Regions from separate parts of the Mus musculus genome. Here regions 1 and 2 are each linked to region 3. Evidence: chromatin loops called from intact Hi-C (ENCODE). Cell type or tissue: heart. All regions are shown on one strand. Each heading gives the region's core, and the rest is flanking DNA. Links, peaks and the distances in the headings are about the cores only.

Evidence for each region. Peaks named below come from ENCODE experiments on the same cell type or tissue, not always from the same donor. Only the 100,000 strongest peaks of a DNase experiment are listed, where the experiment ranks them.
Region 1: a loop joins it to region 3, with 2.5 times the contacts of the local background. A loop is called at or near these places in 3 of 42 quality-filtered maps.
Region 2: a loop joins it to region 3, with 2.6 times the contacts of the local background. A loop is called at or near these places in 4 of 42 quality-filtered maps.

Annotation. Positions count from the first base shown.
Region 1 is chr13:114,306,454-114,316,490 of GRCm38, forward strand. Ndufs4 (NADH:ubiquinone oxidoreductase core subunit S4) reads right to left here. Exons shown (of 5, transcript NM_010887.2): 4 at 1,364-1,437. Among named protein-coding and RNA genes, the nearest start is that of Ndufs4, 77 kb to the right of the region's middle. In heart, for the core only: a CTCF peak has its summit at 4,817 (motif pointing right); no DNase peak of the experiment used is centred there.
Region 2 is chr13:114,752,658-114,762,694 of GRCm38, forward strand. No RefSeq gene overlaps it. Among named protein-coding and RNA genes, the nearest start is that of Gm34790, 61 kb to the right of the region's middle. In heart, for the core only: a CTCF peak has its summit at 4,999; no DNase peak of the experiment used is centred there.
Region 3 is chr13:114,455,389-114,465,425 of GRCm38, forward strand. It overlaps Fst (follistatin), which reads right to left and starts at 3,563. Exons shown (of 6, transcript NM_001301373.1): 1 at 3,114-3,563; 2 at 975-1,166; 3 at 296-514. The coding sequence starts at 3,198. It overlaps Gm41074 (a long non-coding RNA gene), which reads left to right and starts at 1,408. Exons shown (of 3, transcript XR_873986.3): 1 at 1,408-1,686. In heart, for the core only: CTCF peaks have their summits at 3,129 and 5,434 (motif pointing left); DNase peaks (open chromatin) are centred at 3,053 and 3,863; H3K4me3 peaks cover 2,828 bases; H3K27ac peaks cover 1,678 bases; H3K27me3 peaks cover 840 bases.

The DNA of each region.
Region 1 (10,037 bases), core at 2,896-7,895, 150 kb before region 3:
CTGGATACCACATGTATAAGTTACAGACAGCTGTGAGCTACCATGTCTATGCTAGGAACTGAACCTAGGTTCTCTGGAAGAGCAGACGGCATTCCTAACAACTAAGCCCTGATAAGTACTCTTAACTGTGAAAATGAAATTAAACACATAATTTCAAAAATGGATATAGACTGCTCTGGCCCCAATGCCTCCTTTCCACTACAGTGTATTAGCTTAATAGCAGGAAATTATTTTTAAAGAACTTTAAAATTTTGTTTATAGCAAGATCACCATAAACTACTTTTGGAAAAGCTTCTACATGTTCCTATGCTGCATAAATGTAACATACAACTGGAATCATGTTTGGTATCAGACCTGTCACGTCTGCTAAAGGAGCAAATGTGGACATTTAAGCTTAAAGGAAAGTTTAGGATGAGTATGATAATAACTACCTTCAAGTAATTAATAGGCTATTAGGTAGAATAATGGGCATTAGATTTTTAGATCAAAAGAAGAAAGAACTTTACAGTGAAATGTTAAAACTGAAACAGACCACCTCATCATATATGCAATTAGATTTTAAGTGACTAAGTATTAGGAATTTTTGCAGAAAGATTCAGAAACAAGGTATGTGTGAGCCTCTGTCTCTATTTCAAGTTTGGTCTTGGATGTAACATTGGTCATTCCATTTTATAGTTTGTGATCAGGACAGGGAGAAACTTTGATGTGGAGAAAAACAAACAAGCCTAAAAACTACTGTGTTAGATACATAAAGATTTTTTTCAGGTCAAATTCCATATTTAACCGTTTAAAAATGTTTTCTTTACGTGTATTTACTGTGCGTTCACATGTACACTGCAGCACTCAGGCAGAGGTCAAAGGACAACGTGTGGGTGTTAGTTCTTTCTATCAAACAAACGGGATTGGTGTAGCCATCTAAGTATCTGTCCAAATTTCATATTTTTAAGTAATTTTCAGGTTAAGAATACAAAATCTTGGCTGGGCGGTGGTGGCGCACGCCTTTAATCCCCGAAATCAGGAGGCAGAGGCAGGTGGATTTCTGAGTTCAAGGACAGCCTGGTCTACAGAGTGAGTTCCAGGACAGCCAGGGCTACACAAAGAAAGACCCTGTCTCGAAAAACAAACAAACAAACAAAAAAACAAAAAACAAACAACAACAACAACAACAACAAAAAACCCAACCAAACCAAAAAAACAAAACAAAACAAAACAAAAAAAACCCCAAAATCTTATCTTGATGTAGGAAGAAGGAAGGGAGGGAGGGACAGAGGGAGGAAGGGGAGAAGGGAAGGAAGAAATGAAGGAAGAGAATGAGGGAGGCAAAGAGGGAGGGAGGAGGGGCAGGCAGGTGGCTGAGTCATACCGTTTTTTTCTGCAAAGGCAATTGCATCTTCTTTGGCACTGAAGGTCAGAACCATGTTGGAGAGGGGGTCAGCGCTAGAAGAAAGAATTCCCATGATTTAATATGAAGAAAATCAATGTCTTAAATACATTGCTTAGAAAAGACGGTTGCTATACTATCAAGCAAATTATAACAGAATTATTTTATCTGTAATAATCTCTGAAAAGAAATGACAAGATAAAGCTCTGAATTACAAAACTCCAGAAGAGTCCCAAAGTGACTTTTCAATGCCAGGGAATTACTGAGCAGTAGAACCGCCAGTGCGGACGCCAGTTTATAATCAGTTCACTTAAGGCTTTCAACTTTATGATGGTGATGGAGCAATGTGCACTCAAAACAGTTTTTCTCTTAAAAACATCTTAATGTGTGTATATGTCTTTGTGTTGTGTGTGTATATATGTGTGTTTTGTGTGTATATGTGTTTATGTGTGTATATTTGTGTGTGTGTGTGTATACATGTACACACACGCCCTAGTACACACGTGGAGGTCACAGGACAACTTGCAGGAGTTGATTTTTATCCACTAAGCCAGCTCACCGGTCCAAGAAAATGATTTTCTTTCTTTCTCTTGTTCACTCATTTGTTTGTTTTTCGAGCCAGGCTTTCTCTGTGTAGCCCTGGCTAGCCCTGGCTAGCCTGGGACTCATAAGCTTCTGCCTGGGCTTGCTTCTCCCTTGCAGGTGGTGGGATTAGCGGTGTGAGCTCCCACTATCTAGCTGGTTTTCAAATGTAACTGTTCACGGGAATGCTGAGCAGGTGCAGTGAAGCAGTGAGCAGTGTTGGGCCACAGTGGTAAACATCCGTGTTGCTAAATTACCAGGTTCTACAGGTTAGCTGGAGGAAACACATTTTTCACTTGTGACACACTCTATGTACAATGGGTTGCATGGGATGTTAAACCATTGCAGTTAAGAAGCTTCCATATTCTGAATCCTCAAAAAGAGAGCGCCTACTCTCAAATCTCTAAACAGTGGGGTTTTTAAAGGTAGAGGTCCACTTCAAACAAAAACAAACATTTGAAGACCTGACATCCAACTGGGCTCTTCAATTTAGAATGGTATTGTTAGTTTATAAATCCATACAGACTTTTTACAATGTCTCAGTTTCCAAGATGTTGCTGTTATTATTATGTTTATAGAAGTATAACCATGTGGTCAGAGATATGCAAGTAAAGGGCTAGGGACACAGCTTAGCTGGTGAAGTTCTTGCCTAGATGTCTCCTATGTTAATCCCCAGGACTGAATACAAACCACATATGGGAAGCATGCACCTGTAGTTTCAGCACGTTGGTGTGGAGGAAGGAGGTTTGAAAAGTTAAAGTCTTGCCTCACTACATAGAGAACTTAATGTCAGTCTGCACTACATGCTACTCAATCTTGAGAAGAAGAAAAAAGGAAGAAATATTCTGAGTAAACTGGACATCAGCAAGATCTGAAATATAAACCAAACACTGAAGGCGCTCTCACTGATCTGCAGTCTCCCAAACTGCTGATGAAGTTCTGGGTGGGCGTCACTGTGCCACTTTTCTGGGATTCCATTATGATCCCTAGAATTATATACATTCCTGTCATAAATTCCCCTTGTAAGGAAAGAAAAATCTTATATTGGCTGGCTACATTACTACCAAAAACAAATGATCATTTTGTCCTGATGTTCCTTTTCAAAGTGCATATAATTTCTCAGCTGGTAGTTTAATAAACTATCCTCAGAGGTGCTAATATAAACATGACTGAGTGATCTGATGTCTCAACAAGCACGATGGCTTAGTTCAGAATGAGAATAAAAAAAAAAAAAAGGAAGAAGAACAACAACTCCATTTCCTGTAAGGATGACAGATTTTCATTGTTTTAGCTTTATGGAGAAATACGTGGAAGTTATGTGGTAAAACGTTCTCTCAGCTTGGTGTGCCAGGCTCCTTCTCCTTCATCTATAGTTATAGTTCTTTCTAGGTTATATTGCTACCAGATCTTAACCTTTCTGTCTTTTTTAAGTTCCAACACATCCTTAGCATGTTACCAGACTTATCTTCCTATCACTTATGTCCAAAACTCAGTGCCAGTTCTAACACCTCAAACCATCTCTCCTGTCTACACAGTGGTTCCCACCTCCTCACCATTTAAGTTCTTGTGAGGCATCATCAGAACTGTTTTTCAGACTTCTTAATTATTGCCTTAGAAGTAACTAGTCAAATCAGACTTGTTTCTATGAACAGGTAAGCTGTATGAAATTCCTTATCAGTTTGATTGTTCCTTCTATGGAGTCCTCCGTTAGCATCTGTATATGTGGGCGGCCACCCCAACCACATCCCACGGCTCACTTTGAATACCAATCTTTCCCATAAGCTCCCATGCCCTACCCTCTCCAGCTGTATGCCTTCCAATCTTTATACTTCTACTTCTACTTTTCTACTGTTGCCTCAATTCTCAGCTGGCAAGGTTCCAAGTTAGTGATGATAAAGAAACTCCTTTCTAAGAAATCTACCTGACTAACAAATGCATGCAGAGCAAAACAGAGAAAATGAATGAGAGAAAGACCAAAAGCAGCCATAACTAGAAAGAATCCTTCCACTCCAAAGAAACTGTATTTGAAAATAGTTCATACTTTTCCCCCTAAGAATTCTATAGTTTGGACACATAGGAACATGCAGAAATCAAGCAGAAAGTGCAGCTTGTCTACATGAGAAATCTGTGCTGAAGGTTTTGATAGGGGTCGTATCATACAGGAATCCCAGAAAAGCACCACAGTGAAGCCCAGACTTCATCAGCAGTTTCGGGTCTTGCTTCTCGTCTGAAGATCAATGTCTCTCTTGGGTTGTTGGAGAAGCAGCTGGACAGGCTAGAGTGAAATTTGTGAATCGACTCCCGGCTAAAACAAGTCAGGACTTGCTAAGCGCCTGTGCTCTCCACTGGACTGTCAGAAAGACTACGCCTTTTAACCAGAAGCAACAGGTTTCAGGACTAAGTCAGAGCACCAAGCAAGCAAGGAAAACAAACGGATCCGGAACCAGTTCCAGGTGAGCTAGTAGTCCTGTGACGTCGACCAGGACAAAACTACACAGTGGCTTCCCTTAGTCCAAGAGAAGCAAGGGTCAGAGGATTAATATAGTATCGATACTTCACAGTGTAAGGAGACTTGATTACAAATCAATGATTAACCATCATTCATTAAAGATCTACATGAGATTCTTCACTTCAGAATTTATAGGTTAAAAACTCCAATTGAAAAACCCCAAGGTGTTGCTTTAATAGAACAGATGAATCTTATAAATCCAATAATGTTGTGCAAAAACACCAGTCACTAAACACATGAAGGATTCTAACATTTATTTTATATATATATATAGTATATGTTTATTATATATATATATAATTATTCTACCTGCATATATGCCTACATGCCAGAAGAGGGCACCAGATCTCATTATTGATGGTTATAAGCCACCATGTTGTTGCTGGGAACTACACTCAGGACCTCTGGAAGAGCAGTTAGTGTAACCTCTGAGCCATTTCTCCAGCCCCCAAAGAATTCTCTTTAATAAAATAAAAAATTAGGCAAAACACTTCTTAAGATTGGAATGTTGTTTCTCAATGTGGTTATATAATAAATATCTATTTTTTTATTTTAAAGAGCTATTTTTGTTCACGTTTAGAATTTATAAATATATTTAGAATTTATAAATATATAGAAATTAAGCTGTCACAAATGTCTAGAAACTCCTGACTTTTTTTTCTTGTTCCATTACATGTTTAATAGTTTTCTTTTTTTTTCTTTTTTTTAATTAATTTTTTATTAGATATTTTCTTTATATACATTTCAAATGCTATCCTGAAAGTTCCCTATTACCCACCCCCTGCCCTGCTCCCCTACCCACCCACTTCCACTTCTTGGCCCTGGCATTCCCCTGTACTGGGCATATAAAGTTTGCAATACCAAGGGGCCTCTCTTCCCAGTGATGGTCAACTAGGCCATCTTCTGCTACATATGCAGCTAGAGATACGAGCTCTGAGGGTACTGGTTAGTTCATATTGTTGTTCCACCTATAGGGTTGCAGACCCTTTCAGCAACTTGGGTGCTTTCTCTAGCTTCTCCATTACCTCCTGACTTTAATATATCTGCAAAACCTTCTTGTAATGAGAATTCTTTTTCCTTTTTTTTTTTTTTTTCTTTTTTGGTTTTTTTAAGACAGGGTTTCTCTGTATAGCCCTGGCTGTCCTGGAACTCACTTTGTAGACCAGGCTGGCCTCGAACTCAGAAATTCACCTGCCTCTGCTGAGCAGTGTTCTCCAGTGCTGAGTGCTGAGATTAAAGGCGTGCGCCACCACGTCAGTTCTGACAAGCAAAGGATGCTAAGAGTGGTTTAAATGAGAAATGTCCCCATAGACTCATGTATTTGAACCCATGGTCCCAGCTGGTGGCACTGTCTGGGGCGATTATGGACCCTTCAGAAGGGAGAGTCTTGTGGTAGGAAGCAGGATGTTGGGCGCAGGTTTTGAGGGCTTATGGCCTCATTCTCCCTGTGTTATCCTATCAGCTTCCTGTCAGAGGATGAAATTGTCTCAGCAAGCTGCCTGATCCTGCAACTTATGGCAATGAATTTGACCAAAAGGCTTTTGCACTGAAAAGAAATATGCACCGAATCAAATATACACTGAAAAGAAACCCCACACGGATACATTCAGTACTAACTGAGTTCTCTTCTGTGGACAGTCTATGCCCAATAGTGGATAGAGGTGAACAGCCAATCATTTCAAATATACACTGAAAAGAAACCCCACACGGATACATTCAGTACTAACTGAGTTCTCTTCTGTGGACAGAGTCTATGCCCAATAGTGAATAGAGGTGAACAGCCAATCATTTCATGTGTCCAGGTTACCCCACCCACAAATGCAAGCACTCATTTACTTTCTCATAAAGTCAGTAAGGGGAAGGAGGCAACAACTTACTAAAGAATTTATAAACCAAGCCAAGAGATTCAAAGACAAAGTCAAACAGTGCTAGAGAAAAGGACTGCACAGACAATCTACTCCTGAGAAGCCAAAAGGCCTAACTACAAACTTAGGAATCATGTCCACAGTAAGTGGTCATTATGGCTTAAGGATCAAGCATACTGTATGGCTAATTAGACAATGAGAGAATTAGCAATATCAAAATTCATGAACACTTATGCTTAACGTAGATGGCCTTCCATGTCCATTTGACACGAAACAAAATACTTGCTGCCTCTAGAAATGAAATGACAGATTGCTACTTCTCTAACAAGACAGCTCATTAGGTTAAGGGTGCTTGTTGTCAAACCTGATGACCTGAGCACACATACATACACACGCACACACAATAAATAAAGAAGAAATATGCGAGTTTAATAACCAACTAGCTGCACTACTAAACGACAAGGGATGGTTCATTCTGGTCCCCACTGTGCTATCCTATTGGATTAAGAAGATTTATACTGAATAAATCTTGGGCCAAACTTGTAATGATTTTTACATCTTATAATATTTCCCAAGTTTACATAAAGCTAAACCTTTTGCCTTTGAGTTCTAACATTTAAAAGACTCCAGTAATTAAAAGAGAGTAAGCAGCTTGCACTTCAGATACAAAATGTCAATATAGTATTTAAAAATGTGAATTTTAAAATCTTAAAAACAAAGATCAAGGCACGTTAGAAAGTGGCCTTTCAAAATTTTTAATAATAGTACAAATAGGTAACAATGATATTTATTCACTATATTTAAAACCAAAAACTGTTCATTAGCCACAAAACCAACTTCCCTACCAAGGCCTCATATCTGCCTCTGCTAAAACATTGAAAATACTTAGGACCAAGCTTCTATCACAGCGCTGGCACAGTAACTACAGAACAGCCTTCTCGGCTAGCATGGCCCTACTCTAGGGATCTTGGTCGTTTCTATTTGCATATTAAAGACAAGGCAGAAAAGAACCGCTAAACATACGGGAAGATTCTCGTACACAGGTACACAGGTACACAGGTACACAGGTACACAGGTCATGCTCTTGTGTTTTAACTAGAATACTTCCTCACCACCGAGACTAGGTCTTTGTTGTATCCTCCACGTTATTCCATTTACATTGTAGGTAAAATATACTACGAAAAAATCATCAGGCTTAGATCACCCACATGAGGACATGTTGGGTCTTTGAAAAAAGACATATTTTAGGTGTATGAGCTACGGTCATTTCTCTTTCAGTATACTAAAATGTGGTCTGTAAGTACAAAAATTTATCAAACAAATACCTTCTCCTCCTTGTTAAATATAGTCCTCTCATTAAAAAGAAAATTATAAGATGAGGATGTGAATGAGTCAGAAATATTTGCCTAGGCTTTAAATATATTTCCTACATTCTCCATGCTAACATTAGATATATCATGATAAAATAAAATATAGGTAAACTGAGAATGCAAATTAAGGTAAAGTCATTTATTTATTTGAGATGCAAAATTTTAAGATTTATTTTTATTATATAAAGTAAGTGTGTGTGTGTGTGTGGGGGGGGGGGGTTACATGCACATGAATGCAGGTGACTACAAAAGCCAGAGGTCTCAGACTGCCCTGCAGCTGGAGTTAAAGACAGTATGCCCCATCCAGTGTTAACTGCTGGGAATCAAACTTGGGTCTTTGTGAAGAGTTCTTAACCACTGAGCAATCTCTCCTGCCCAAGATGTATGTTTTGTAAATGATAAACTTTTAAGTAAATGTATAAACTGCACCTTCCAACTCCAACAATTCCAATGAGGTTTAAAGTATGCCACAAAAGGAGCAAAATTCAGTACTATCATTTTCTATTATTAAGAAGCTAAACACTGAAAAACATTGGATTCTGATATGAACAAATGTGACAGTTGCTGTGTTAGTAAAAAACTTATTTAGTCATAGCCTTTTCATACTATATTTTTTTGACTTGGTTATTTTTCAGTACTATAACAAAATAATGTTTTTTAAAAAATATTTAAAATGAAAAACAACTTCAGACCAAATAACTGTAGAAAACTTCCCTTGTTTTAAAAATGTTTTACTTTGAACAAACTATGTTTTGAAAAAAGTTTTACCTCCAACAAGTAATTTTCAACCCACACACTAATTAAGTGATCAGTACTTCAGAATGTGTGATATTTCTAGAAGCAATGTTACGATGATGACTGGGTGAATATTTGTGCAAGCATATCAAAGTGAGGTTTATTTACTAAACCCACTGATAAGGCTTAAGACACTACACAAACATGGTATGTAGCTTCCCAGAAATAAAATAGTAGCCTCCACATCTCCCTGGCCTGTCCACACCCTTCTGCCCTGAAGCAGGCTGCAACAGAATGAAGTCATTATGAAATGCTCATTCAGGAGGTGACCATCAGATACCTAGGGAAAAGGACTGTCTCCCAGAGTCCTGGGGCACAGATGGGAATCTAAACAAAGAAGCCTGGCTAGCAGACGTCCCCCTGCATCTCACCATTGGATCAAAGCCTTCGTCTAGGTAGACCTTGACACAGTTGTGGACATCACCAAATCTAAGCAGAAGAACACACAGGGATGTTTCATATAAAGTGTGTGTGCATTTGTATGTTTAGTCTATTGTTAATCTAGATAGTGATGCCTCAGCCATTGCTGCTGTGATGGTATGGGTGGGTCTGTGTGTAAACTTGACAACATTCAACCTTTCCGTGCCTTTTCCCGCCTCCACCCCAACTCCATCTTTCCCCCTTTCTCATAGTGACTCATGGTTTTAATCCAAGCTGGCCTCAAACTCCTTATCTTCTTGACCCAGTCTTCAAAACACAGAGACTATATGTTATTAGCCACTATGTTGACTAGCCTAATATTCTTATCTAAAGTGTTTTCCCCAGAAACAACCTAGAATATACAAGGTATCAATCAATATTATAACAACGATCTGTTACTGAATATTCCTGGAAATTCATTAATATATAAATCCCAGGTATAAATGAACATACAAAAATCCATGTAACTCAAAAGAATGATCAGAACATTTTAACCACTAGGTATGAACAAAAACTTTTCTTCTAAATGGCTTAGGTCTCTGGAAATATATGATTTACAAAAGACTCCATATATTACATAAAACATAAAATTTAAGATATCAAGATTCACAAAATCTATGTTTTATATATTTTCCCAATATAATTCTATTGAAATTTCAAAATAGAAGCCCATCTAACAAAAAGTCTCCTGGATACAGAAAAAAAAGTATCTTCTAAAATTTACTCTACTATGTTATAAAAATTAATTTATAATTTATTATTTATAACCTTAATCACAAAGTCTCACACAAGATCTCAGGAAATTGTAAGTTTTCCTCAAGTTAACTGATTTCCGATTTGAGTTATCCAGGAGTATTGTTTTAGTTGAAAGACATGGTGGTGCAATAAGGAGGTAGAGGGGAGGAGAGAGGAGCACTGAGGCCTGGTTGGCCAGAGCTACACAGGGAGGGTTTGTCTCAAAAAAACCTACACCGAAACAAAACCAAGGAAGTGTCAATAAATTACTGATATCACTCCCAGAGTATTTCTGAGCAATATTTGAATGCTATATATCGATGCTAATCTCAACATATCCAGAATAGAATTTCTGCAAGTTTATTGTTCTAAGCTGCATA
Region 2 (10,037 bases), core at 2,075-7,074, 300 kb after region 3:
CTTTCAGCAAAATCTTGCTAGTGTATGCAATGGTGTCAGCGTTTGGAGGCTGATTATGGGATGGATCCCTGGGTATGGCAGTCTCTAGATGGTCCATCCTTTTATCTCAGCTCCAAACTTTGTCTCTGTAACTCCTTCCATGGGTGTTTTGTTCCCAATTCTAAGAAGGGGCAAAGTATCCACACTTTGGTCTTTGTTCTTCTTGAGTTTCATCGCTAACAATAAAAGCAATACTTTGAACGTCTGCATTCCTAAACCTATTCCATACCTGTTTCTACTTTTAGGAGACTCTATGATTAGTGGATATTTGATGCAGTCAAATGCTTTCTGCACCTATGGAGATAAATGTGTAGTTCTTCTTATTAGAATATGAACATAGGGACAGGAGAAATGATTCAGCAGTTAAGGAACTTGGTTCTCTTTCAGAAAATCAGAGTTCAGGACTTATATAGGGTGGCTCATAACTTCCTGTAACTCCAGTGCCAGGATTCAGGCACTCTCTTCTGGCTTCCACTGGTACTCACATTCATTTATACATGCACACAAACATACACACTCATTTAAAAACAAATATTTTTAAAAGAACACAGATATTGTGAATAATATTGATTTTTATAAAACTTAAGCAATCTTATGTTCCTGAAATAAACTTTGTTTTAATCATACTATATATAGTAAGACTTGGTTTGCTAATATTTTGCAGAATTTTTGTTTATATGTACATGGAGGATGTTAAGCTTTTGTTATCAGAGTAACATTGGCCTCACAAAACATAGGAAGGTTTCCCTTTTTATGTTATGAAATACTTTTTCTAAAATAAGTATTATTTCCTTCTTAAATGTTTAGCAAAATTTACCAAAAAGGGAGGACATTTTACATTATTAACTTGACTTATACATTTTGCATAACATTATTTAGATTATATTTCTGTTAAGATAATTTGAAGATTTTTGCCCTTTTGTGAACTCACCCACTTCCCCCACACCACAGACTTATAATATAGCAAATTCTACAATAATATAGTAAACATACAGATTTAGTGGAAATGTAGAAGTGGAAGGTAGTTGCTTATTATTCTTGAGATGTCTTAAGAATCTACCGTGATGAATTCTTCATCCCTTATAGTTATAACTCATCATTCCTGTCTTCTTTCCCTGCAGTATTTTAAGGATAACACTCTCATATCCTCTGGCTTGTATAGTTGTTGAAAAGTAGTCAGCTGTGGTTCTTGTCTCATTTCTTTGACATAGTGAATATGCTTTTTATTCTGAATGCCCTTAAGGTGGCCCCTTCATCTGTGGTTGGCAGCAGTTTGTCTAAGGTGTACCATTTGTATTGGACTTCCCTTTGTACACTTCCTTCAAAGGCTTCTCTGAAATACTTGGGGTCCCTAACTTGATGGGTTCCACGAATTTGGAGGAAATGCTGCCTGTTACTAATAACTTATTATGGTCAGGACACAATTTTGAAAGAGAAGGACAAAAACTGAAGAAATCATGCTGTGTGATTTTAATATGTATTACATATCTAGAGTAACCAAATAATGTAATACTTATTTGGGCGAAGAACAAACTACAGATCTTAAATCAGAACCCAAATTTGTAAAAGATTCCCAGATAGTTCCTGTGCATACTTTTAAATTTTGAGAAGCAATGAGCTAGAATAGGAAGCATCCATACTAGACATCTTCTAACATAGAATGGGTTCCATTATACTTCACAGCTCTTAAAGTGCCCTCACCATTTATTTTCTGGTTCCTTTTTGGTACAAACTTAAGCGTTATCCTTGGTTCTTCATTCCATCTCCATCTCCTTCAAGATAACATCTACTAGCACATCTTGTTGGTTCATATTTCCCAGTTAGATATCAATTCAAGATGGCACTTTTCTCTTACCTAATCTACTCTAAGATGCTATTTTAGTTTAGTTCCTATAAGCTATTTTTGCTATGGAGTCCTGGTTCCTTGGCATTTCTCTGTTCCCCACAGACAATTCATAAAACATCTATAGTGATCTTAGAACTTTTTATCTTGATGGTGAGGACAAAGTAAATGCATTGCAATAACCATTACCAATTGTGATAAATGTGGTAAAGGAAATCAACACAGTGATGTGAAAACTGGGAAGGAGGCCACACACATCCTGTCAATGAGGAGCATCTGATGAGGGCGCCTCAGCAAAGGCACAAAACTCATGGCTTAAGCAACATTCACTTTCTCGTAGCCATGGAGGGTACCAGGCCAAAATCCACAAGTCATAGGAGTTGGTTCCTGGTTCTTCTTGCTGTGTTTTCCCATGACTTTACTTACATCTTTCATCAAAAGAAGAGGAGAGGGGAAAGGAGAGGAGAGGAGAGGGGGAGAGAAAGAGAGAAGAGGTGTTAAGAGACAATTTGAGTTACTTCCTGTAAGGATACCTTCTAAATTAGGGCCCTACCAATTATGTCTTCCCTTAATGGTAAATAATTCCTTAAAGATCTTATCTCTTAACACAGTTGCATTTGGGGTTAGGACCTTGGATTTTAGGGAGAATATGAGTCCTCCTGTAATAGGGAGGTTGGGGAGGCTTTTAAAATAGACACCACACATAAGATCTGGGACCTGAGTGAAGTAGCTTATTGAAGAATGAGAAGATGCAAGGCTCTTTCACATCATGGGTTTTGGTTGTCATTAGAAAAGCAAATAAATAAACCTAGCTCTTTCTTTATTAATGGTAAGAGTTTTGTTTGTAATCAGTTCTATCATCTTCAGATATTTAGCCAAACTAGCATTTAGGTAACGTTGGAAACTTTACAAGGAAATTGATCAGAATTGAAGTTTTGCTTCCAATCCAAAGCTAACAGTCCTCTTAGAAACTGGTTCATTTGTACTGTGAAGGATACGTTCTTGGGAAGTCTTAAGAAGTGGCCATATGCCTGCTCCAGTAGTGGCGATTTAAGAACATTTCCTAAAGCTACTATGAAAGAAAAAAATTCCCAGAATGTCCTAACAGTCTCCTTCACTGATAGGCATGGAGATTCTTAATCTCAGCGTCAGTGAACTGAAAAGGAGAACTGAGATCACATGTAGGTAGAATCTCTGTATGGGCTGCCAATAGAGGCTTTCCGAGGTAGCTTTCCGCTGTTTACCCAAGGAACAACACCAGACAGATATGGTTGAGACGTGCTCTGAGGCAGGAATGAGCAGTGTAAAACACTGAAATCCTTCCACAAGCACCAACCACACCCCATTTTCATTATCTTCAAGCAGGGAGGTGAACAGGGAGGACGTCTAAGTACAATAGGCATGGTTTCTGCTTGATTCACTCTTTCCTACCTCAGACAGTCATTATCACATGCAGCAGAGAACATCGTGCCCAGCTCAAATCCAACAATCGTTTCCCTTTACCCAGAGGGTTTAGGGATTGATAACTGTCTCCTTTTCTCTGTGCCATCACACAGTGTCTATGGGAACATTCATTCTAGCCCTCACCTGATCAAGAAATCTATTTTGAAAATTTTATCAAAGTCCATAGCTGTCTGTTAAAAAGGTACACAGGGAAAATAATACATGCTGTATATGCTGCCTCCCAGGAACATGTGTTCTTGTAGGATGGATTGTCTCTGACACACATCCCTGGCATACAACACTACTGGGTGGTTTTCTCAAGTAATGGCCAAGGGAAACTGATATTTAACTTCATTTACATTGCATTCTGCACTGACTGCAATTCTGCAAACATAGAACTAATTAAACATGAGGCATATCTGCTTTTCTATGGATTAACTTGTACACATAGCTTAATTTCCCTCAATGGATAAAATAGTAAAAGCTTTAAAAAATTTCTATGAAAATCTATGTGATTGTAATTATTGCAGTAATAGGGGAAAAAGAATTAATTATACATTTCCCTTTGTATGCCATGTAAAAATGTCTGTAGATACACAAAATATTTTTTACAATTTAAGTATGTATGTTTAAAGCACATATACTGTCCTTCCCACCCAGTTGTGTGTGTGTGTGTGTGTAAGCTATAATTTCTGACGATTAAAATCATTAAGAATTGTTAAAGCAATATTTAGTGGTCTCTCAATGCCAATGACTTAGGTAAACTATCTGCGTCTTGTAAACGTTTCCAAGAAACCCTGTGAACCCTCCGTCATTTGCTCCAAGGACTCACTTTAGGAACATTTGGTTTTCAGTTGGTGCTAATAATCTTTTCCCCCTTACAAATAATTCCACGTTTACTTAAGTACAGATGGTATCTGTCTGTGGCCAGAAAAACACTTTCTAAGATGCACCCTAGCTCAAGTAACTAAAAAGCATCTTCAGCATAAACACACAGTCACAAGAGAGAGGCACCAAACACGAATCCCCCAAGAGCATCGTCACTGGCTTTCTCCAACTTACAGGTCTGAGTAGGTTAATGTTTAAATGTCAAATCTAGAAGACAAGTGTGTCAGAGATTGAAAACTGACCAAATGGTTCTACACATAACTCAGTGGGAACGGTAACTTAGCAGCTCCCCCAACTCCCAATTCCATGTTGAAAACAAGATCATGTCTATATCCCAAAACCCTGCCAGATAGAAAGGATCACAGCTTTTAAATGAGCTTAGAGACCAAGTATGGTAATATGAGTCCCAGACACTTGATGGAAAAGACTGGTGAATTCATTTCTCATAATTTAAATATTCCCCTTAAATCCCTATTGGCATAGAATTAGCTTTTAAAACTTGAATGCCAGAGAATGAGGAGATATTGGTAATACAATAGTGATGATAGCTATATCTGTACCTATGGGCTCTGCAGTAATTGACTAAAATACATAAACATCTGGAAGCTAGTTTAGTTCTTGTTCATCTCTCATCAATTACATGGCCAATGAGCTGTTGTTGTTGTTTTTTTTTCTAAAAGAGACTATTATTAGAATTTATGAAAAGAACTTCAAGTTCCTTTTTGGAACTATTGTTAGCTGGTACTGGGAGGGTTGTTCTGAACATGTACTGCCACCCAATGGAGAGCTGTCCAAATGACACTAGCAATAAGGTGCCAACAGCCTATGTCTTCCTCAGGAGTTCTCTCAAAGTGCCTTTCAGTGTGGTGACTAGGGTCTAGTTTGGCTGGTGTGCTCTGGGTCATGGCACAGAGAAGGGATCTTCACCTAAAACATATTTCTATAAGTCCTAACCAATCAGCTTCATCCAAAATGTGATCAAAGGTGACTGTAGTAAGATTAAATGTGAGCAACTGAAGCAACGCCAAGTAGGAAGAACCTCTTCAGGGCAAGGTAAAGCTGACCTACCCAGGTCATGGAGAAATTGTGTCACAAGGAGGTGAATCTGGGAAAAACAAACAACACTGGAACAAAGCACAGATTCCCTTGTCAGCAGTGTGCAATTTTTGGCCCTAGTTTCATTTCCCCAGGTTGATATATCGAGGTCAAGGTTGCTTGAAAGGATAATTAACTAGAATTCTCCATAAGATCCCTTTTGGGTCCTCACTTATTATAGTATCCATAGCACTATTTGAGTTTACAATGACAACAGAAGTATTTTAAAATGAAGGAAAGATGATTAAACTTATTTTTTTTTGAATTTCTCATAAGAGAGGTCTATTCTGCAAGGTTTGGGAGGGCCCTGATACTTCTTGCATCTTCATTCAGAGCTTGAGAGCATTAAAATTTTGTTCTATAATAAATTTGAGGGAGGGAGAGAGAGGGGGAGGGAAGGGGGGGAGAAGAGGAGAGGAGAGGAGAGGAGAGGAGAGGAGAGGAGAGGAGAGGAGAGGAGAGGAGAGGAGAGGAGAGGGAGAGGAGAGAGAGGAGATAGGTGAAGGAGAGGAAAGAGGAAGGGAGGAAGAGAGAGGGGGAGAGGAGAAGAGAAGGGAGGAGAGGAGAGGAGAGGAGAGGAGAGGAGAGGAGAGGAGAGGAGAGGAGAGGAGAGGAGAGGAGAGGAGAGGAGAGGAGAGGGAGAAGAAAAAGAGAGGAGAAAAGGGAGGGAAGAGGAGAGAGAAAAGAGAGAGAGAGAGAGAGAGGAGAGAGAGAGGAGAGGAGAGGGAGGAGAGGAGAGGAGAAAGAGGAGAGGGAGGAGAAGAGAGGAGAAAGAGGAGAGGGAGGAGAGGAGAGGAGAAAGAGGAGAGGGAGAGGAGAGAGAAGAGATAGGTGAAGGAGAGGAAAGAGGGAGGGAGGGAGAGAGAGAGGGGGAGAGGAGAAGAGAGGAGAGGAGAGGAGAGGAGAGGGAGAGGAGAGGAGAAAGAGAGGAGAAAGAGGAGAGGGAGAGGGAGAGGGAGAGGGAGGGAGGGAGAGAGAGAGAGAGAGAGAGAGAGAGAGAGAGAGAGAGAGAGAGAGAGAGAGAGAGAGAGAGACCTGTTGACAGAGGCTTCCTTTATGTAGAAAGTCATCATCAAGAAATACAAAAGGTGAATTGCTAATTCACTGAAATCCTGGTATACAACACTTCTTTCATTTGAAGCATCACTTCATGTTCTAGAAGTAACAGAGGGAATCCAAGGCCTGGGTGGGACTCATACCCACAGGAACCAGAGGTCTTAAAAAAACAAAAACAAAACAACAACAACAACAAAAACAGTGAGAGTTGTCAAGAAGACCTAAGTTTAGCAAGATTGAGAATGCTTTAAAAAAGAAATCTTCCAAATAGCAACTATCTTTCTGAATTTAGCATTTTTATCATCTTAACACACAATTCCAAAGGGAATAATTACCTAATAATATGTCATGTGACAAACTCCAGTTATAAAGTATGACAAGCAAGATTAAATTGATGTAATAAAAACGTGGTAATAATTTGTTTAACAAGCATCTCTGGTGCTCTGTGCTGATAACGTGTTGTGGAGTGTGTATTTTTAAAAAAGATGAATAAAAAGTCAGAAAGTCCACCAGCTCAAGGAGAAATACTACTTTGGCTCCACCAGCACGGGCTGAGTTAAAGTCTAAGATAGAAGTTACTTTAAGTTATGAATTCCATCTTCTTAGATGCAAGAGTAGTGTGCTGTTACACTATCAGATCACCACATGACTTTGCACATTGTCACTACAGAAAGACATCAGTGTCCTGCACTGAAAAAGCACTCTTAAAATGTTAACAAAAATGGTGACAAGGACAGCATCCCTTTTGACAAAAAAAGTTCACTTGGCCAGACTAGACCAGCAGTAATAAAGCACTCTGCTAAAAAGTCATAAAAATTGTACACATGTAAGATACACGGTGAACTCTGCTAACAAATTAAACACATGGGAACACAATTTCTCTGCTGGATCCTCATTAATAAATTTGTCTCTAAGAAAGTTGCTAGAGCATTTCAGGAGGGGGGTGGGGGGTGGGGTGGAACTCAAGATGCTGATCAGGACAAAACTCTTCCAAGCTTCACTTGGAATTCACAGGCACTGTGAGTAAGTGGGGAAGGGTGTGGACAGTCCGATCTTGCCCAAATCACAGAAAGATCTCTCCTGTCCCCTGTTTGTCTCACACTTGACCAGATTCTCCAAGTGACTCCCTTTGAGTCATTCTCTTCTTAATTTTTACAAACTCCACAGGGTATCAGTTATCAATTCCACTCTCACATTAAAAGCTTTCAAACAACTTGGGAGTTGAAAAACCTCCAAAAAGGCCCAGCCATCTTCCAGGGAATAATTTGCAGCTAGAAAGTCATGATTTTAATCTGCGTAGGACTCACTTTATAGACCATAAGGTGAGTTGATTAATAAACATCTTCACAAACTATTTATATTTTGTATATTTATCTACAGGGATAGGGTCAAGTTCAATTTGCCTAATTTCATTCTGTTATCTATCACTTTGTTATCTGTCATTAATAACCACAGCTACACATTATTTGTAGAGACCTCTGTCATCTTTCTAGTTTTCTAAACCCTTTTAAGGGAGATATTTTATTTTATTTTGTCAAAATTTATTTCTGCTTTTCTCGTCTCCAGTGGAGTGAGAAAACAAAGTGTTCTGTGGAAGAGAGGTATTTACTGTGCAGAGTCTGTCCTGTGACCTCAGCTGGACCCTTTAATTTGAATAGTATACAATAAAAGATTTGATTGTTTGGGCTGATAAAAACAACAGTGCTTAAAATAATGATTTTTTTTTGATAAATCAGTGCTTTATGAATGGGGAAAACAAATCCCAGAAGTACTTAAGAAAGGTGGCAGTTGTTCAAAAACATGTGGTACTTCACCCATACTTTAAGAACACAAAGAAAGCAAACATTTTAAGCATCTAAGATTCCTCCAAAACTCGCATCTTCCACATCACTCTTAAAAATCCCCTTTCTTTTTTTTCTGACTTTGAAACCTTTCCTGTATCTTTAAGACCATGCAATATTTCTTGTTTGTCTGTTCTTTCCCATGGTCATTGCCCAATGACACCAGGGCCAGCCAACTTCCATCCGCAAGGGTCTGAGTTTGCCCACAGCTATGTCTCCAACTGTCCTTGATTTCTGTTCTCTTCTGTTCTGTGTCCTCAGCTGCAGCTTGTCCCTGGAACTATTCCCAGTTTTAGGAAATAGTTGGGATAAGTTGACCCACAATACAGGAGGACTAGGAGAAAGATTTCTCCAGCCTTTTCTGACTCTTTGGACACGTGTGGAGTGGCGGGAGGAGTCAAGACCCAACCATGCCTTTCTGCTTGCTCCTTGAATCTTCTTCACTATAATCCCAAGCAGCAGATAATCCCTTTTACAGAGAAGGGAAATGAAATGCCAGTAAGTTAAATCACATACCCACAAGAATACAACCAGTGAGACTCAAAGCCAAGATTGGAATCCAGGCATGCCTGGCCCCTAGAACCCTGCTCTTTGATCTTGGCAGGGCATTGCATTGTAGACATCAAATGCTTACACATTAGAAGACAAATTAAGTGAAAGCCAAATAACTAATCAGTTGTATTTTACCTAACATAAGTAAACAAATTGCCTTGTAAATCCATTGTAGCTACTATCTTTTAAATAGCTGTATGCCAGGTATTGGTCTATGTACTTGATCTCAAAAATATGATGTATAAAAAGCTAGACATATTATTATTATTATTATTATTATTATCATCATCATCATCATCATCATCATCATCAAAAACTAGAGACAGGAGTACAGAATTATTAAGTATTTTACTCAGGTTCAGAGATCTGAGAGAAGGCATGGAAGTGAAGTTCCTCACACCCATTGCACTTTGGTTTTAGCTGGCTCTACTGTTGGTACATTCTAAAGTTTGCATTGTGGAAAGAATTGTTTGTGCACTATTCACTAAGCTTTCCTATCAGCTTTGAGAGGAAGACTGTTCCCTATTTTTTTATAGCTGAAGAATTTTTTTAAAATGCCCCCAAATAACTATTCAGGATGACTGGATAGGGTATTAATAACACCCCCGAAACAAACAAACAAAACCAAAAAAACCCTAAAACCCAAAAACAAAACCCTTCTCTTCCTTCTGGCAAGAACATTCATCTCTGGTTCCTCCTGAGCCTCCACATCCCTTCTGCAGTATTTAATCATTGGAGGAAAGGTATTTATTGCACTGAGTTCTGACTCTTGGTCACAGTTAAGTATTTGTGGTATTCACATTTATTTCTAGCTTCTCTTTGAAGGATTAAGAAAACCATTTTAATGCTTTGCATTTTAATTGCACACAAGTTGACTGTCATAGACAGACCATTAAAATGTCTGTCAGCAGCCACCTACTCCATCTTCCTGGAGTACGAAAATGTTTCTAATGTGACTGGTTTCCAGTAACCTAAGGCTATCTGGTCAACCTGAATAGTGCGCCTCTGCTGGCTCCCCTGGAAGTGCTACAGGCTCCGTCTGTGGTAGAATTGGAGGCACTCGCATGACTTTGAACCTGCTGTACTCTGTTGTCTGTTTAGTCCTCACTCCATACCCTGGCTCAAATGCTCTTTGTCCACAGGTTGTCTGATCTCTTCTCTTAGAAATGCCATATCCTGTTTGGGAATGAGCAGTCTCGAGATTTTTTGTTCTTTTCTCTTTCCCCACCCCCTCTCCATTTCAGGCCAGATTTTTGGACAATTTCCCTGTTTCATATTAT
Region 3 (10,037 bases), core at 2,636-7,635:
ATTTCAAACGGCATCTTCTGGTCCTTGGGGAGTAAGCAGCTGATATTATGAAGGAAATCATTAAAAGCAAAATATCCACATCTTAGCAGGCATCTGGGGAGCCTGGCTGTTTCCCAGAGGATCTATGACTCCAGGCTGGCTCCTTCATTAATTATCCTTTAGGAATTAGATAAGAGCCCCTTTATTTGGTATTACTATTCCAATTCCCGGGCTCTTTATGTAAACTGTACTATCTATCGCCCTTGGGTCTTCAAAGATCTTTGAATGTATAGAGATGCTGAAGGGTAGGACCTACTTTTACATTTGCCCTGGTACTGTACTTCTAGTTCCGGCTGCTCTTTGCATCTGGCCTTGAGGAGTGCACATTCGTTGCGGTAGGTTTTCCCATCCAGCCCACACACTGGGCCCTTCCAGGTGATGTTGGAACAGTCTGGGGCACAGACGCAGCGGGGTTTATTCTTCTTGTTCATTCGACATTTTTTCCCAGGTCCGCAGTCCACGTTCTCACACGTTTCTAGGAGTTGGAAAGAGGCACACATTCAAACCAAGGCCAGGCAGTTGGAGGGTCAGCCTGGGGCGGAGTGGGGTGGACTGGTGGTCTCAGATGTCTTGAGCAATCATGCATCCGAGATGGAGGGCCCCAGACTGTCTCCTGGAAGGGATAAGGGGGTTGGGGACCTCAGGCCAAGTCCTGTATCCAAATTCTCTCAAAGACCACACTGGTTGGTCGCTTTCATTATCATTCTCGGCTAAGAAGCCCGGGGACTGACCTCTTCCGACCTTGTTTTGCCTCCAGCGCGAGCAGAGGCAGATTCCACTAGCTAACTCCACTCCGGGTAGAATTTGAAAAAAAAAAAAAAAAAGGAGAAACTGAACAAAACTCTGCCAATCCTAAGCTTCAGTCAGCTAGTAGGAACGCTGAGGGCAAGACGCCCTCTACTGAGGGCCTGCCGCCTAGGGGAGAGGAGGCCCACCTTTACAAGGGATGCAGTTGGGGGCGCCCCCGTTGAAAATCATCCACTTGAAGAGAGTATTGTCGTTCACATCCTCCTCGGTCCATGAGGTGCTCAGCCGGCCGGTGCTGCAACACTCTTCCTTGCTCAGTTCTGTCTTATACAGGACCTGGCAGCGGCCGTTCTTTGCTTGGCGGAGCCAGCAATTCCCAGCTGTGAAGAGACAGGGATCAGTAGGTGAATGAGTGAGCCGTGGGGTAGCGGGAAGGAAGGCTGCTTAGAGCTGGGCAAAGAGGCCTGGTGGGGCGGGGAGCAAGTGATTGGGGGAAGGGGAGCAGGAGAGGGACAGTGGGATGTGAGAGGGAGAGAGGGATGTGGGAGGAAGGGAGGGAGGGAGGGAGGGAGGGAGAGAGAGAGAGAGAGAGAGAGAGAGAGAGAGAGAGAGAGAGAGAGAGAGAGAGAATATGAATCTCCAAAGGGGAGAGTGGGGAAGGACCCGTCACCGAGGTGGGAGGTGGGAGGTGGGCTAGAGCGGCCGCCGCTGCGCCCCAGCCATATCAATGTCAGTTACCAGTGACCCAGACACAACACGTGCAGCTTGCATTGACTTTTACTAGACTGTTTACTTTTATTCGTCCCATTTCATAACCTGCAGCGACTGGAAGACCAGATTAAAGAACCTGACAAAAACAGGATGCGACGGATGTTTTTACATGTCGGTTTCATGTAGGCGGTAAGAGAATTATTTGTGACAGGGGTTAAGAAAGTAAGAGAGGGGAGACGTGGAAGGGAGGGGAGGAGGGAGGGGAGAGGGGGGAGTGTAGGGAGAATGAATATGAATCTGCAGGAACAGATCAAGCATAAAGATACTTGTGAAAAATGAAAGGAAAAAAAAAAGCAGTCGGGCCCAGCCTGGATCTGCCCTGAGCGGCCTCGAGGCGCAGCCCGCCCGACGGGCCCGTTTTGCAATCCGCCAGCCCGGAGCACGCCCGCAGCCACCGCGGTCTTTCGAAATTTCCGAGGGCTGCTTTCTCTGGCGCCCACGTCCCGGCACCCAGGCAGCGCCCCTATCAGCAAGGCTGGTAGCCCAGCCTAGTGTCGGGCAGACGGCTAGGACCGGTGCCGGGGAGGGCAGCTTACGACACACAAAACCTTACCGCTCCAACAGGCAACGCAGCAGGGTTAGAACCCGGAGGCGTCTACCGGGTCACACATACCTACCTTATGTCTCCCAAGAACCTCTTTACAAATAGTTTCTTTCTCTGTCCCTATTTAATGTGTTCGGACTTTGGGCAAGCAGACGTCTCATGAATCACCAAAGTGACTCGAGAGTAATTGTCGTGAAGCTGCGGGGTTACCACTATTTTTAAAAAAGAAATCCAGCCTGGAGACTAATTGTAATAAAATCAATTCATTTTTAATTTTAGAAGATAAACTTCAGAAATTTGCTCTTTAATCCAGGTCGGAGTCTAAATAGCTTGTGGGCTGCTTGGTTCACAGAAGTTAACAGGAATGAGGCAAAGTGGAGAAAACTGTAAAGTACTTAAAACACTTCGGGCTAATAATTTGGTTTGTCTTTCTTCTTTTTCGCGGGGCTTGGGGGAAAGAGGCAGAAGGAGCATCCGCTAAGCGTAAAACTACCTCCCTCTAAAAATTTCAGTACCCACATTTCCAAGTTTGGGCAAAGTTTCTGAAACCACGTCCCCCGGCCACCCAAGAAAATTCGGTATCTCCCATCCCCCACCCCGTCATTTTTTTTTTAAAGAGTCTCCAAAAGATATGGAAGGAAGATGGATAGATTGCTAGTAGGTCGACTGTAATCTCCAGGCTACGGATGCTCGCCCTTCTCCCGAGCCAGCCAGGGGAGATAACATCTAAAGTCATTAGGACCAGAACTTGGAGCATCTACCCCTAACTACTGAGGCTCCAGCTCCTCCACTCAAGCCCTTTCCTTTTTGAGGGTAACCTGGCTCTAAACTCCGCTCTCTATCCTAAAGTGTCACTGCCTTCAGTCTTTCCCTCCCGTTCCGTTCTACAGGAGTAGCCGGGTGGTTCCAACATCTTCCGAGAGCAGCGTAGGTCAGAACAGACCAAGTGGAGACAGCAGAAAAGTAGAACCCCTGCCCCAGCCGAGCCTCTGGGCGCATCCCTTCCACTCACCCTGGGCGCTGCGGTCCTCCATGAACTGGCAGAGTAGCAGCAGCAGGAGGCAGAGCCCGCCGGGCTGGTGCCTGGCGCAGACCATCCTGGGGCAGGCGCGGGGCGAGGAGCGCGGCGGCGGGTGGCTCGGGCGAGCGGCGCGCGTCGCAGAGGCGAGCGGCGGAGGGCGCAGCGATCCCGGCGCAGCCCCGCGCTCGCCACCGGCCGCCCGCGCGATTCAATGGACGTCAGAAGCCGGGCGCAGCCGCGCTTTAAATCTAGACGGGGGTCTCCGAGGTTTGCGGTGGGCGGTCTCCCAGTGTGTGGGGCTGTGGGAGGGCGGCCGCGACCGAGGGTGTGCCGGCTCTTTGGGGGTGGGGAGCTTTTAAAAGTTCAGTGTGAATCAGGTGACATTTCCCACCTTCTGGAAACCCTTCCCAATTATCTGTCGGAGGTGCCCGAAATCAAAGCGGCAGGAGGGGAATCGCCGAGTTCTTATTTGCGTAGGAGCGGGAGGGGAGGGGGGAAGGAGGCAGGGGCGGGGGCTGGGGGCGACGCGTCGGGGGTGGGGAGGAACATCCACTTCAGTCCTGCACGCCGCCGCTCGGAGCCGGCGCGCCCGGGGTGGCGTGCGAGTGTGTGTGTGCGCGCGTGTGTGCGTGTGCGCGTGTGAGTGAGGGCGCTGGAGGAGGCGGCCGGCGGAGCGCGGGGACCCCGGAGGACCCCGGGAATGGGTCCCCAGCACCTCTGCTCCAGGGCTCCGGGATGAGACTTCTGCAACCCGCCGCAGGATCCCTGAGCTGCTTCAATGCCCGGGGGAGCAGTTTCAGGAGCCTCCCTGCAGAGCCTTGGCGCGGGGTCCCGGAGACGTTTTGTGTCCCGAGGTCTCTTACGTGTCTTACTTTGCGGCCACCCTGCCAGCTCCCCCGCCTCCCACTCCCTCCCGCGCCCCCTCCCCCCCCAGCCTGGAGTAGGTTGCTAAGAACCCCGACCCCCGGGCACCTTCCACCCGGGCCGAGCGCTGCGGAGACGCGGCCCTCGGGCTCCACAAGTCAGAAGCAAACAAAAATGTTTAACACCTCGGAGCCGGCCGCCCCCGGCAGTCTCGCCCTCTCCCTTTCTTTTCTCCCCTTTCACTTCGTCGCGTCTGGAGTCGCAGCCCCGAGCGGGGGCGCCGACGTAGGCGGTCTGCCCCCCTCCTCCCCCGCTCCGAGACGCCCCAGTTTCTGTCCCGACTCCTCTCTCTCTCTCTCTCTCTCTCTCTTATTTAAAAAAAAGATTGCACCATGATAATGAACTTCTGCAGCCTCAGTTTATTGAGTGCAATGCCTGGCATTCTTCGCCGAAAGTTGGCGGGTCTTCTCATTTATAACATTTTCTGGCACGGCTGAATGAAACTGAGGAGGCGATATTTCCTTTTATATAAAACGATTACTTCACGGAAAAGGCTATATTGTTTATTTCAAAGCTGCCTTTTAAATTTCTATTCTTTTCGCTTCTGAAGCCCGAACGACAACAAACAGCGAACAAAACAGACAAAATTCTTGGACATTCCCAGGTCATTGGGATTTGCTCTTACGGATTTCAAATTCGCCCTTCTTCTCTAGCCCCAGCCCTAGCGCCCCCCCCCCCCGGTCCTCCTCTCATCCTCCCACCCCCATCTTCCATCACCCTCCTCCTACCCCCTCCACAACTGCAAATAACTCAGTGATAACAGATTTTTTTCCACCAACTGCAGGAGATAGTGCTAATCTTTTAATAAAAGGTCCCATTACAATGGGATCTGTCTGGACAGACTATAATAGATCCCGAAATACAGCCGTGCTAATATTAGAAGACAGTTGTTTGGGTGCCTCTCAGACGGGCCCAAGCCCCCCTTTGAAAGTGGGCATGAATCACAAAGCCCCGCGGCCGCCGCACCTGCACCGCGCGCATTCGGTGCAGCAGGCTGGTAAAAACGGGTGACCTCGCCGCCGCTTTTCGCTTTATAATTACAGTCATGAGGACGGAGCGGCGGGGAGGGGAGTGGGTGACCCGGGAGAGCCGGCTTTTTGCTCACTTTAGACGGCTCTGGGGCTTCACATCCTTCTTAATCTTGCCAGATTCATTTTGTCTGTTTCTGTCTGTCTGCCCGTTTGTCAGTCTCCTTCCTCTTCAGGCTTTTTCCTCCCTCCTCCCTCCTCCCTCCTCCCACTCCCCACATCTCTTTTTCCCAGCCCTTCCCGGCTTCGGTCTCCCCTCCCTCTCCCCGAACTCTGCCCATACTCTCCCTCCCCTTTCCTCGCTTCCTTTTCTCTTCCCTCCAACGCATTAATGTGGAGTTGTTTAGTGCCCTCTAATGGTAGGCGACATTAACAATTAATAGCAAACTGTCCCCCTTGCAGGAGCCGCCACTTAACGGCAGAATTTCAAAGTTGAACTGTTTTCTTCTTTACTCAGAGATACTTATGCTGTGATGTACTACTGAGGAAGTTTGTTATTCACCTTCCTATGTCCCCACCACTATTCCAGGGGGAAATTTTACTTAAAGGAGAGCTAACAATTACTGTTACTTGACCTCTCCCCATCCCATACATCTTATTCCCTTGCCAGAGAAACACCCACCTTCTGTTTTAGCTAGAATTAATATATATATCAAACTGTTTATCTGGATTTGGAAAATAAGCATTTTAAGTGCACACAAGCTCTCAGGTGGTAGATTACTGATTCCCATGGCCACCAATGGCCATTAGAATGTCCTTAGGATCGCAACATCATTGCAAAAAATTTTATTTCTTTCCAATTTAAATACATCTTTGGTTTCAAGTCATCAAGTAGCCTTTGGAATTTGAGAGGATTTTCTTAAACTTTTCAAAATTGGAACCATATGAGGTGTTCAAATTATACTTATGCCTACTCATAGATGAGATCATTTTATAAAGAAAGGTTATTTATTCTTTTAAATTATGTATGTATGTGTGAGTGGAGGTTTCCAAGAAGTCCAGAAGATGGACCATGGGATGGGTTCTGGGAACTGAACTCAGGTCCTCTGCAAGAGCAGTGCTCTGCAAGTTCAGTGTTCTGAACCTTAACCCCTTAGGCATACCCAGCATCCTCAACGAGGTCAGTTTGCCTAGCCTAGCACTGGCAAACTAGTTGTGCAACAGTGTAACACTCTCCTACAGGAAGTTCCTTATGCAGGAAGGCAAATAATTCAAAACAGCTTCAGGAAGTCCCCGAAACTGAGCAGATTCGCTACCTCCTTCCTACCGAGTTAATAATAAAAGCTGAGAATCTAAAGGAAAATGAGCTACAAAGACGACTGCAAAGACGACTCTGAGACAAGAGAAGCTGCCGGGGAGAATCAGAAACCAGCCAAGCTGCCTGGAAGAGGTTTAGACCAGAATCACTTTGAAAGGACCCTCTGGAACCTGTTGAGGTGCCTGCAGTTTGTGAAGTGTGCTGTGGGTTCCCCAGCTTTTGTGAACTGTCACCCAGGCTGGGGTGGTCCATGGTGAGGCAGCTGTCTTTGAGTCATTTATGCTCTTGTAAGTAACCCCAATAAAACACATTGATTCACTGGGATGGACTTGGGTGGTATCTGTACTTTGTTCTGTGGTGGGATCTCTATCTGGGTTGAGTAGATGTGTGTGTTGCATCTCCCTATGGAACCTTTTGTCATAGAGACCATTTTTAATATCTTCACGTTCTCAGCACTTTCTGGAAATATTATTTAAAGGACTATAATTCTGCCTCCCCCTTTAAAAATAACATTAAACAGTGAAAACACTGATATATCTTGCATGAGCTGATTAGATTTAAATAAATCATTTATGTAAATATACACAATCTAGTGTAAAAGGATCATACAAGTATATACAAATGATACTTTTTGGGGCGGGGGTTGCAGTGTTTCAGACTTAATGGAAACTAGGAAGCAATTAATTTGAGTTAAAAGCATATTTATCCAAATAAAAATATTTGGCCTACCCATACAAATTAAATGTCATGTGGATGTGTGTACCATAAAATTATGTAAATTAATTTAATCCAAGATGTACCCACACAATTCCAAAATGACTGGGAAAAAAAGTAATTTTTCTTTGTCTTTTGAGACAGGTCCTCAAGTAGCCTGGGCTGGCTCAAGCTTGATATGTAGTTGAAGATGCCTTTAAACTCCTGCCTCCACCTTCTAAGTCCTAGGATGACAGACAGATGTGTGACACCATATATGGCCATTTGTTTCTCTTTTTCTTGTGTCATATCAAATAATCCAAGTACTCACTTTACAAACTACATTGATGAGTCATTTTGGCATCATGCAGTTAGGTCAACACAGATCAAGTTAGAAATGCCACCATTCCATAGGCTTCCCTTATGGCCAGAAGACCCAACACAAGATTGCTTCTAGTTCCAGAGAGGGTGGCCCTGTAGGTCAGGGTTGAGGTCGCTGGCAAACACAGTGTGGAAAACCACAAGTGCCCGTTGCGTTTGGCCTTGTGAATACGGAGCTTTGCTGTTTGCTCAGTGCTACAAACCCATCCTGTTTTTCAGCTGCACCTTGGATAGTATTGATCTGTTTGGGAGAATGTCTGCCTCCGAATTTGCCCACATCAGTTACCAGGACTCTTGTCATCCCCGGGTGACTTTCTGGTCACATCTGAGGAAATGAGTCCCATGTCAATGCCAGCTCCATACTGGCTTCCTGTGGGCATCCGCAAGAGATGCATCCAGTTTCTATGGTGTCATACTACACACCTGTTCAGTGACATCGGAGCAAAACAGCTGCAGCTCTTCTACTGTTTGGTCTTTTATAATGTTGAATATTGGTTTGGCTGACATCTAAATGTTAAAGTCAAATTTTAAAATTAAAAAAAAAGAAAGAAAAATGCCATTTTCCAGTTTCATTGTACAAATGCCTTCAAGTTTGACTGATTTTTTTTTTTCTTTCTGCTTTGCCAAAAAGTTAATGTAAATTATGAGACACACAATAGAACCACTTTGTAACCGAATTTCTGGGCACCACACAAAAAAGACTACTGTTCTCTGATTTTTTTCCTTCCAGCTTCAAAAGCTATCTTTCTTCTGAAGTTTATAAATTTAAAATATTAGCCTTTGACAAATGCTTTAAGCCAGCTTCTACGAAAGCTATTAAACCCACACTGGAACGACCTGGTTTAATGTCAGTCCCTAAAGCAGAGCAGAGGAGAGAGATGAGATTGAGCTCCGAGCATGTGGCAGCCATAGCCTGGCGGGTTTCCTTTTGTGTTTGGAAAGTCAAACTTCTCTTGAATCAGATTTTGTCCTTCTAAATATAGAGACAGTTGGTGCATGGGGTAGTTTTTGAAATGGTGCAACTTCATAGGCTAGAATGAACATTTGAGGGAGTGGGGTGGAGTGGTAGTTCTGCATTGCCTGAGTTGTGGTGACCCCAAAATGTGAAGAAACGTAGTCCCAGTCAAACATTATTCGTACAGGATATGAAAACCACGAAGGCTTAGAAAAAAGTATTATAAGATGTGTCTTTAAATAAAGCATTAAGGTAATGATTAGTTGGTTGTTTTGTACAGTGTGTCAGTCAGACACAGTCTACTCTTTCTTCTTAGGCGTACTTTTCTCCCCTGTGTAACGTGTGTGTGTGTGTGTGTGTGTATGTGTGTGTGTGTGTGTGTGTGTGTGTGTGTGTGTGTGTGTAGCTTTGTTTCCCCTTCATTTTAGAACTCCTTTGAGTTTTCAAAACTCAGCTAAGATTTGGGACACATGGGCGCTTAAACTATCAGCTTATTCAGAAGCTCAGTGTAGTTAGGTCAGTAAGGTAAACCATCCAAATTCTGCCCCAGGATAGAACTATTCTGTGGGATTAATAGAAAGTTCTCCCTGTTTCAGGCCACTTGGATAAGAGAAGGGACTCAGGTATTTGAGTGTGACTGAAAATGCCAGCATGTGAATGTCAGTACTTTCTGTCCCAACTCCGCATAGACATTCTACATCGTGGAATACAAGTGTGAGGAAAACAAACCCAGCATTTGCTGTTTAGGTTCAAAACAATGCATTGATCAAAGCGAGAGCATCCTTCCTGGATGATTCGTTGGCTAAAAATGAGTCCGTATATTATAGTCATGTTACTAAGGTTTGATTTCTTTTTTTTATATTTATTTATTTATTCATTTATTTATTATATGTAAGTACACTGTAGCTGTCTTTAGACACTCCAGAAGAGGGCATCAGATTTCGTTAGGGATGGTTGTGAAGCCACCATGTGGTTGCTGGGATTTGAACTCAGGACCTTTGGAAGAGCAGTCTGCGCTCTTAACCTCTGAGCCATCTCACCAGCCCCAAGGTTTGATTTCTGATGCCCCATTTTGGCTTTCCATTAAGCAGCAAGCAATGGCTTGTGTACTGAAATAATCAGCTATTTTCTAAGGGCTTCCTGTTGATTATCGGAGTTAGTGGTTGGTGTAGTTGTTGTTTGGCTATCTGTGATGTGGCCGCTTTCATTAAGGAAAAAAAAAAGACTCTTGGCATGAGTCTTATCTCTGTTGTGATGTATACTTCATTCAAGAAGGAAGTATTGTTTGAGACAATGTCAGAGTTCAGTTGGTAGGCAGTTAGACTAACTCTGGACATCTCCTGTATTATGTTGATAATTTTTGCACAGCTGTTGGTTTAATGTAACATATTTAGGAACTCAACTGCAAAAGTAATGGGAGGTAAGGCACTTGGGAGGCGTGGCCATGAGGAGCATGATCTTATGGGTGTGATTACAGCTCTTATCAAGGGGCTTAAGAGAAGCAATCTGTTCCTTTTACCTCTTTGTGCTTCACTCCATGTGAAGCTGCAGCCACAAGGTCTTGTTCTGGAAGCGGGGAGAAGAAAAGTCTTAATAGATACGGCATCTGCTGATGTCTTGATGTGGGGATAAAACAAAACAAAACAAAACTTCAAAACAGTGACCAATACATTGCT